Regions from separate parts of the Homo sapiens genome. Here region 2 is linked to region 1. Evidence: chromatin contacts called from ENCODE Hi-C or POLR2A ChIA-PET data. All regions are on one chromosome and are shown on one strand. The core of a region is the stretch at or near the end of the contact, and the rest is flanking DNA. Distances in the headings are between cores, read along the strand shown.

The links. A loop is a pair of places that touch in the nucleus more often than their neighbours do. ChIA-PET counts read pairs that join two places held with the same protein, here RNA polymerase II (POLR2A). Pooled maps may share reads with other maps.
Region 2: a pooled map shows a loop between it and region 1 (5-fold over the local background). The contact joins two enhancer-like sites. A Hi-C loop is called at or near these places in 6 of 168 maps with a recorded cell type or tissue (Caco-2, HepG2, IMR-90 and 3 more) and 7 of 50 pooled maps. POLR2A ChIA-PET finds 5 or more read pairs at or near these places in 9 of 52 experiments (B cell, Caco-2, GM12878 and 6 more).

What each region holds. Positions count from the first base shown.
Region 1 is chr15:67,883,372-67,888,394 of GRCh38, reverse strand. No RefSeq gene overlaps it. Among named protein-coding and RNA genes, the nearest start is that of RNU6-1, 46 kb to the right of the region's middle. Within about 2 kb of position 3,679, at least 26 of the 41 ENCODE cell types and tissues checked have a DNase peak (open chromatin) inside an H3K27ac peak, as active enhancers do; they include ascending aorta, where a contact is called at or near this core.
Region 2 is chr15:67,964,820-67,969,695 of GRCh38, reverse strand. No RefSeq gene overlaps it. Among named protein-coding and RNA genes, the nearest start is that of PIAS1, 87 kb to the left of the region's middle. RefSeq lists an enhancer at 287-1,203. Within about 2 kb of position 1,420, at least 9 of the 41 ENCODE cell types and tissues checked have a DNase peak (open chromatin) inside an H3K27ac peak, as active enhancers do; they include ascending aorta, where a contact is called at or near this core.

The DNA of each region.
Region 1 (5,023 bases), core at 2,430-4,929:
AACTTCATCTTTAGCCACTTGCTCCTTGCTCCCTGTGTCCCTTCCATATTAGCTTCCGATGGTATTTAAAACATATAATACCAAGACACCCTTCTGCCTCCAGGCTTTTGCTCATTCTGGCACCTAGAATATCCCCCACAGTTCCTCCCATGGCTGGCTCCTCGTCTCACAGTGCTCAGTGTTTCAGAGCTGCCTCCTCCAAGGCTGTCCTGACCAAGGTGCCAATCCCCACCACACCCCGAGTATTATCGTCAAGGAAGCCTGTGTTTCCTTTGTAGCTTGTGTCACAACCTGCCATTTGACATTTGCTTGTTGAGTCTGTTTTCTTTCTCTCCCACCAAATTATATGTTTCCCATTGGTTTTATGTGCTTCTTTACTCCCCCAGTGCTTAGGGATGTGTATTGTCTATAAAAGCTCCATAGGTGTTCACTAAGTGAAGTTTAACAAAGAGCCTTCCCTGGTATGCCCAGCTGGAAGCCATCACTGGGTCCTCTGAATTCTCATAGTTCTTCATCTCCCCTTTATTAGAACACATCTTGCTTTGTCTTTTGCACTGGGATTACTTGTACAGAGAGGCAGGGTGGTTAGAACCAGACCCCTGCATTCAAATTCCAACCCTGCTACTCCCAGGGTCCAGAACAGTGCCTGGCACAGAGAAAACAACATAAAGAGTTAGTACTACTGTGCTTTGCATTATCCCCCAGCAGGAGCCAAACTAAAGTGTTTTGAGGGTAACATTACACATATGACCAGGCACAGTGGCTCACGCTTGTAACCCTAGCACTTTAGGAGGCCAAGGCAAGAGGATTGCTTGAGCTCGGGAGTTCAAGACCAATCTGGGCAACATAGTGAGACCTTGTCTCTATAAATTAATATTTTTTTAATTAAAAAAACTATACATAGGATTTAGTATTTGATAACTTCCCCAAGCCTAGCTCAGGACACAAAGTAGATGCTCAATAGACAATAAATAAGAGCGCTAAGTGCAGTGGCTCATGCCTGTAATTCCAGCACTTTGGGAGGCCAAGGTGGGAGGATCCCTTGAGCCCAGGAGTTCAAGATCAGCCTAGGCAATACAGTGAGGACTTGTCTCTAATAAAAAATAAAAAGGCCGGGCATTGTGGCTCACACCTGTAATCCTAGCACTTTGGGAGGCCGAGGCCAGCAGATTGCCTGAGCTCAGCAGTTCGAGACCAGCTTGGGCAACGTGGCAAAACCCCATCTCTACTAAAAATACAAAAAATTAGCTGGGTGTGGTGGCACACACCTGTAATCCCAGCTACTCCAGGAGGCTGAGGCATGAGAACCACTTGAGCCCAGGAGGTGGAGGTTGCAGTGAGCCAAGATTGCACCACTGCACTATAGCCTGGGCAACAGAGTGAAACTCTGTCTCCAAAAACAATAAATAAAATAAAATAAATAGGCTGAGGACAGTGACTCACACCTGCAATCCTAGCACTTTGGGAGGCTGAGGCGGGTGGATCACAAGGTCAGGAGATCCAGAACATCTTGGCTAACATCTTGGCTAAACCCCACCTCTACGAAAAATACAAAAATTAGCCAGGCGTGATGGCACGCCCCTGTAGTCCCAGCTACTCAGGAGGCTGAGGCAGGAGAATCATTTGAACCTAGGAGGCAGAGGTTGCAGTGAGCCAAGATCGCGCCACTGCACTCCAGCTTGAGCGACAAGAGCAAAACTCCGTCTCAAATAAATAAATAAATAAATAAAAATAAAAATTTAGCTGGGCACAGGGGCTCATGCCTATAATCCCAGCACTTTGGGAGGCTGAGGTGGGTGGATCATTTTGTTAAGCTCAGGAGTTAAAGACCAGCCTGGGGAACACGGCGAAACCCCCAGGCGTGGTGGTGTGCACCTGTATGCAGGATGCTGAGGCAGGACGATTGCTTGAGGTTGAGGTTGCAGGGAACCATGATTGCCCCACTGCACTCCAGCCTGGGCAAAAGAGTGAGATCCTGTCTCTAAAAAAATAAATAAATAATAAAAAGAGCTAAATTTTATTATGAGTTTGTATTGCTCTAGGTTCTAAACTGTTCTAAACATCTTACATGTATCAGCTCATGTAATCCTCACAATAAGTGCCATTATTATTCCCACTTCACAAAGAGGAAACTGACTCATAAGGAATTAAATACTTTATCCAGGGACACCAAGTAATTAAGTGGAGTGGCTGGGATTTGAACACAGGACACAAGCAACTAAGCCTTAACAACTACAAGATACTATCAAGTGTAGACCAAGTTGTTACAGGTTTATGAGGTCAGAATCAAAGAAGACAGCAATCTATGTTGTACAACTGGGGCTGGTTAAATAAACTCTGATAGTATCTTATGTAGCCATTAAAATGATGATATAGATCTACATTTATATTGAATGACATTCATGACTTGTTTGTTTGTTTCTTTACTCCATACCTCACCTGGACTGAAATAATTTTTAAAAGCAAGCCAGAAAGCAGTAAAATAAACCTGCACACAAATGTTTATAGCATCTTTTGCATAATTGCCAAAAACTGGAGGCAATTGAAAAGGTGAATGGATAAACAAATTGTGGTACGTCAGTACTATGGAATATTATTCAGCTATAAATAAGAAATGAGCCATCAAGCCACAAAAAGACATGAAGGAATCTTAAGAGGCATATTGTTTTGTGAAGGAAGCCAGCCTGAAAAGGCAACAGACTATACGATTCCGACTATATGACATTCTGGAAAAGGCCAAACCATAGAAACAGTAAAAAGATCAGTGACTGCATGGGATTAGAGGGTGAGAGGTGAACAAGGGGATCACAGGGGATTTTTTGGGCCAATTGTTCTGTATGATACTGTAATGGTGGATATGCGACATTATGCATTTGTCAAAACGCAAAGAACTTCACGCCACAAAGAGTGAGCCTTAATATAAGCCATGAAATGTAGTGAATACTAATATATCAATACTGGTTTATCAATTGTGACAAATGCAAGATATTAATAACAGGGGAAACTGAGGGAGCGGTGGGAGGTTATATGGGAACGCTGCACTAGCTTCCCAAATTTCTGTTAACTGAAAACTGCTCTAACAACTAAAGTTCGTTAATTTAGAAACAAACAGTATCATCGCAGGATATTTCGTGTTAATGTACATCTGTGTTTTTTGTGTACACAAAAAGTCAGGAAGGACATAACCAGAATTAATAGCAGTTGTCTCAGCCTGGTGGGATTAATAGAGATCTTTCTCCTAGTTCTACTTGTTATTAACAACAGCATGCCTTTATCCTGTAAAGGAGTAAAGTGGGGCAGTGGGGGCTGCCCAGGACCGGGGACCAGCGGGCCCAGGAGCGGTTGCTGCCAAGCGACTCCGTGCCCCTAAGGGCACCGCAGTCCTCAGCGTCTGCTCCGCCCACCCCGTCCCTCAGCCTTTGCAACTGCGGGTCCCGAGGTTAGCAAAGAGACCAGAGAATTCCTCCGGTGCGATTGCGTCTGCACACGCGGCGGGCGACGGGGAGCCGGCAGGGCGGGCGGGGTCGGAAGCGGGGCACAGTGGGGCTCGGCCTGGGGCCGTGGACGCTCCGTGCAGCTGTGGGGAGGCGGGGGCGGCGGCCGCGCCCGCGATGCCTTCAGTTTGCTGGAATGTTCCTGCGGCAGAAGTGTACTTTGTTCCAGGGATGGGGGAGGGCGGAGCGGGGGCTGGGCCCCAGCGCGTCCTGGGACTTGGAAGGCTGCCAGCTTTCCGTTCCCAGGGTGCCTTCTGGCGGGGGCGGGCGTTGTCTGGTTTTCAGCATGGGCCGCTGTGGGGTTCTGGAGGGAACCCCTGGATTCCAGCGCCATCCCTGCCACCGACTAGCTGCAGGTCCCTGCGTGGGGTATCTTAACCTCTCTGGGCCTATATTTCCTCATCTGCAAAATGAGGCTAATCACATTAATAATAATGCTGTGATGGTTATAGCCGGGCACTGCTGTAAAGCACTGTGAGGTGCTCTCTGCTCGCAGCAACCTTTGGAGGTAGGTGCTGTTAATATAACATAATTACACTCTTAGTAGACTAATACTCACTTGCTGCCCAGGCCCTTTGGAAAGCGTAGATGGTCTGGCTGTAGAAAACCTGGTCCAGCCTCCTTCCAAGTAGTAAAACGTGCTATTATTATTTTCACTTTAAAGATAGGGACGCAGGAGCTCAGGAAGGTTAAACAACTTGCCCAAGGGCACACAGCTCCTAAGAGGCCATCCAGGATGCAAACCCAGCACTTTGGGAAGCCAAAGTGGGAGGATCCCTTGAGCTCAGGAGTTCGACACTAACCTGGGCAACATAGTGACACTCCATGATATTTAAAAAATATATTTTAAAAAAGGAAAACAAAAAGGCGGGGGACGCAAACCCAGTTAGTCGGTGAAGAGCCGCCACTCAACCTCTACAGAAACTGCCTCACTGCTAGTGTCTGGAAGCCCCATTATAAGCTTATTTGGACATTGCAATCCATGCAGCAATTCTGGGAGAAGTTTCACAAATAATAATTATTAATACTAAGTAATGATAATTATCACCAATTGAGGGCCATAATTTCAACACCATATATGTGCAACAATTATTTTTCCCATTTTAGAGATGAAAGAATCCAGGCGCCAGGTCACTCCAGTTCAATGGGGTGGAATCCATTCATCCTGAAGCGGAAAGGCAGCAACAACTTAGCTCTCACCTCCTTTGATAGGCAGGCCGACTCCTCCAGAGTCTGATTATGCCAGCCAGCCAGGAAGAGCAGCCCTTCCTTCCCCAGACATTGTCAAAATCAACTTTGCCTTGCCTGGTAATCTGAGGAGCTTCTAAGCTGCGAGGGTGTAAGGAGTCTCAGATGATATCTAACACCAAGCTGGGGAGTTGCTCTCCTCTCCCGGGTCTGCTGCTTCCAGGAGCCCGGTTGCCTGGTGCCTGTGGAAACGTTTCCTCCACTGAGTCTACCCAGAGGATGGAGGCAGAGTGCAAGACAGTTGCCCTAAATTGTGGACAAAAGAGAGCTCTGCAGCCGAA
Region 2 (4,876 bases), core at 171-2,670, 84 kb before region 1:
AGAACCCAGGGCTGTGGGTGGTGATCAGACAGATCTTTAGCTTTAATATTCTAAGTTTAATATTAATTATTAAACAATTAAATGAAATTATTAAAAATTACAACATAATTAAAAATACAATTTACGCTGCACAAGAAAAAAATTAGAGAAAAAAGACTGAAAGGAAATGTACAACAATGTATAACAATGGTTGCCTCTGGGTGATGTGTTTATGGGTGATTTTCCTTTCTGCTTTTTTTTCCTTTCATTTTCTGTACTTTACACATTTTCTGAAATGGCCATGTGTTACTTTATAATTAGCCATGAAAAATGAAAAAGAAAAATAAAGAGCGTTTAAAAAACCCACTGTCAAATTCAGTCTTTAAAGAGCAGTGTGCTTACTTCCCTTCCCCCAAAGAGGCCCTGACATTTAGAAACAATATAAAACACTCTGAAGCACCATTTAATCCTATTACTCTTCTGGACCTCTTACAAACCTGGGGATGATCCCTTTGACTCTTTAAAATAAATCTCCCAAGGTCATGGGGTTCGTCAGTAACAGAGGGGGATGAAACTCCCAGGCCAGTGCTCCTCCCCTGCGCCATCTGGCACCTCAGAATTTCAGCAAAGATTTATTGCTTGAGCTAGCCAAAAAGCCAAATGCTCAAATGCATCTTCTTTCTAAGGGAATATTACTCCACTTAGGACCACTCTACTAACTTGCCACTGCCTCCTTTCTGGGCCTCAGTTTCCTCGTCTGTAAAATAAGGGGATTGTGTTGTCTCAGCAGGTCTGGAAATTCCAGGTTCCTAAAACATCCTGTGTGCCTTTTCTCTTCCCAGCTACTTCAAAGGATCCGCTTCTTCATGCTTGCTCTATGGTGATCACTGGGAGATCGTTTCCAATCCTGGTTCTGCAGCGAATTTATGTCCTGGGTGTCCCTGGGCAATGCAGTGCCTGTCTGGGGACCTCAGTTTTCCCATCTCTACAAGGAGGGTTTGGGCCCAGACCAGAGTTTTTCCACAATCTGGGAAGGTGAAGTGGGGTGACTTAGCTCCCTATAGGTCTGTTTCGCAAACTGAGGTTCTTGGTAAGGTTTTCTTTGAAACGAGAATCTTTAGCTACAAACCTGCTTGAAAACCACTGGGCAAGGAGACTTCGCAAGCTCTTTTCCAGGACTGACATTCTGTTTCTCCATGAGCAGCAGAACACTAGGTACCAGGGTAAAATAATGAAGATGACTCCCTTGGCTTGGGGCTTCCATCCTACTCCCTCTTGGGGGCTGAGCTGTTCAGTATTAAGATCTGAAATGCTCGGATCAGCTCAGCCCCCACTTCTTCCTCTCGCTCCCCGTCACCTAGGCAACCGGGCGGGGCCTGGGCGCGCGGTTCCTCCCTCCCCTTTCTCCCCACTCCAACGCCAGGCTGCATTCCCACCCTCTGCCTCCGCCTCTGCCCACAGCTTCTCTGCGTCTGGAGTCGCGAGTTCCACCAGTCGGGCTGCGTTTTGTGAACATGGAAACCAGATTTCAAGCGGGGGGGCCCCAACGCCCGAAAATGATCCTAGTTTGCATGCTAGATTTGCCTGGCTTCTTGACGGACGTGTTGCAGCCAAAGGGTCTGACCTTGCCAGGGCAACGTATGCAGAGCTTTGGAGGCCTGAGACGGGCTTGTTGGTGCTCAGGGGGCCAGGAACAGGCAGGGTGCTCTAATACCAGAGCATCCTAGAACGCCCGGGCAAACAGCCGTGAGAGGGGGACAGCGGGTCGTCCGAGGTGGGGGCTGGAAGCACGCATCTGAGTGGTTCTCTGCTCCACGTGGGGAGTCAGGAGCAAAGGGCCCTGGGGTATAATTTCCCACGGAGTTATCTCTGTGACCCTGTGGCCAGGGCTGGGGGCCTGGGTCCGCGTGGGAGTCCACGCTGGGCTCATGATAATGGGCATATGGGGGCAAATGAATAGGAAGAGATCAGGGATTTGGAAGGAATGGACAGGGGCTTTGTAGAGGCAACTGGCTGAAATTTGTACCTGCAAATTACACTGAAAAATTGGGGTTCAATTTAAGGAGTGAGTTGGAGCTCTGAAGGGAAAAAGTGCTAAGCCTGTCCCAAGCTCAGCCATAAAAGGCAGCAGGACCCTGGGCAAGTCCTAGCCACTTAGTTTCTTCAACAATTAAATGGCAGGGAGATGGTATATGGACTAGGGCAAGCGTCAAATATTAACAGCAATTAGAACTAATAGAAGGATTCAGCAAAGTTGCAGAGTACAAGATCAACACACAAAAATCAGCTGTATTTCTGTACATGTAAGGCAATGAACAATCCAAAAAAGAAAATTAAGAAAACAATTTCGTTGTATAATATCACCAAAAAAAAAATTTTTTTAAAAGATGTATACTGGAACTTTCTGCTTAATTTTTCTGTAAACCTAAAACTGCCCTCCCAAAATAAGGTCTATTACTTTGTAGGGGGGTGGAAAATAGAATATGCCAGGCACCTTGGCACATGCTTGTAATCCCAGCACTTTGGGACGCTGAGGCAGGCGGATGGCTTGAACCCAGGAATTTGAGACCAACCTGGCCAACATGGTGAAACTCTGTCTCTATAAAAAAATACAAAAATTAGCCAGGCGTGCTGGGGCATGCCAGTGGTCCCAGCTACTCGGGAGGCTGAGGTGGGAGGGTCACCTGAACCTGGGAGGTGGAGGTTGCAGTGATCCCAGATGGTGCCATTGCACTCTAGCCTGGGTGACAGAATGAGACCCTGTCTCAAGCAAATGAGACCCTGTCTCAAAAAAAACTTTAAACAATTTTAAAAAATAGAATACTTAACAATATATTTAATCAAGAAGATGTGAGACTAATACAATGAAAACATTGTTAAAATAAAGAAGATCTAAATAAATGGAAAAACATCCTGAGTTTGTGGATTTGAAGACTTAATATTAAAATGGCAATACTACACAAAGCAATCTACAGATTCAATGCAATCTCTATCAAAATCCCAAAGGCCTTTTTGCAGAAATAGACAACATGATCCTAAAATTCATACGGAATTGTAAGGGACCATGAATAGCCAAAACAATCATGAAAAAGAACTAAGTTGGAGGACTTAGTCTTCCTGATTTCAAAACTTCGTACAAAGCTACAGTAATCATCAGGTACATGTACTGGCATAAGGACAGACATACAGATAAATGAAATAGAATTAAGAGTCTAGAAATAAATTCATACATCCATGGTCAACTGATTTTCAAAGACTACTATGACCATTCAAAGGGAAAGAAGAGCCTCTTCAACAAATTATGATGGGAAAACTGGGTATCTACACGCAAAAGAATGAAGTTGGAACCCTACATTGCACCATATACAAAAACTAATGCAAAATGGACAAAAGACCTAAATGTAAGAGCTAAAACCATAAAACTCTTACATGAACATATAAAGGTAAATGTCCATGACCTCAGAGTTGGCATTGGCTTAAGAAATGACACAAAAAACACAAGCAACAAAAGAAAAAATTAGAGGCTGGGCATGGTGGCTCAGATCTGTAATCCCAGCACTTTGGGAGGCTGAGGTGGGCAGATCACTTGAGGTCAGCAGTTCAAGACCAGCCTGGCCAACATGGTGAAACCTTGTCTCTACTAACAATACAAAAATTAGCTGGGGGTGGTGGCGCGTGCCTGTAGACCCAGCTACTCAGGAGACTGAGGTGGGAAAATCACTTGAACCCAGAAGGCAGAGGTTGCAGTGAGCGAGAGTTGCACCATTGCACTCCAGCCTGGGCAACAGAGCAAGACTCTGCCTCAAAAAATAAATAAATAAATAAATAAATAAAAGGAAAAAAAAAGAAAAAATTAGATAAATTGGATTTCATCAAAATCAAAAACATCAAAAGATGCTTTTAAGAGAGTGAAATGACAATGTACAGAATGGAAGATAATATTTGCAAATCATATATCTGATAAGGACTTGTAGTATCCAGAATATATGAAAATCTCCTACAACTCAACAACAAAAAGACAACCAATTTTTAAATGGGCAATGGACTTGAATAGACGTTTCTGTAAAGAAGTTATACAATGGCCAAGAAGCACATAAAAGATGCTTAGTATCATTGTCATTAGGGAAATTCAAATAAACAAACACAATAAGACACTATTTTTGCACCCACTAGAATGGTTATAATTTTTTTTATAAAGGAAAATAACAAGTGTTGTTGAGGATGTGGAGCAGTTAGAACCCTCATATGTTGCTGGTGGAAATGTAAAATGGTGCATCCACTGTAGAAAGCAATTTGGCACTTCTTCAATAACTTAAACAAGAATTGCCCTGTGATCCAGCCATTCCTCTCCTGGGTATGTAACTGAAAGAATTAGCCACACCCGGTGGCTCACACCTTTAATCCCAGCACTTTGGGAAGCTGAGGAGGGCAGATCACTTGAGCCCAGGAGTACAAGACCAGCCTGGGCAACATGGTGAAACCCCTTTCTGCAAAAAATACAAAAATAAGCCAGGCATAGTGGTTTATGCCTGTAGTCCCAGCTACTCAGGAGGCTGAGGCAGGAGGATTACTTGAGCCCAGGAGGCTGAGGTTGCAGTGAGCCAAGATCATGCCATTGCACTCCAGCCTGGGTGACGGATTGAGACCCTGTCTCAATAAGAAATAAATAAATAAAAATAATATAACTGAAAGAATTGAAACAGGTGCTCGAGCAAAAATGCATCCACAAATGCTCATAGCAAGCAGCATTATTCACAACAGCCAAAAGGTGGAAACAATTCAGTCGTCCATCAACTGATAAACAGATAAACAAATATGTACTCAAACAATGGAATATTATTCAGCCATAACAAAGAATGAAGTACAGATACATGCTACAACATTGAAAACATTATTC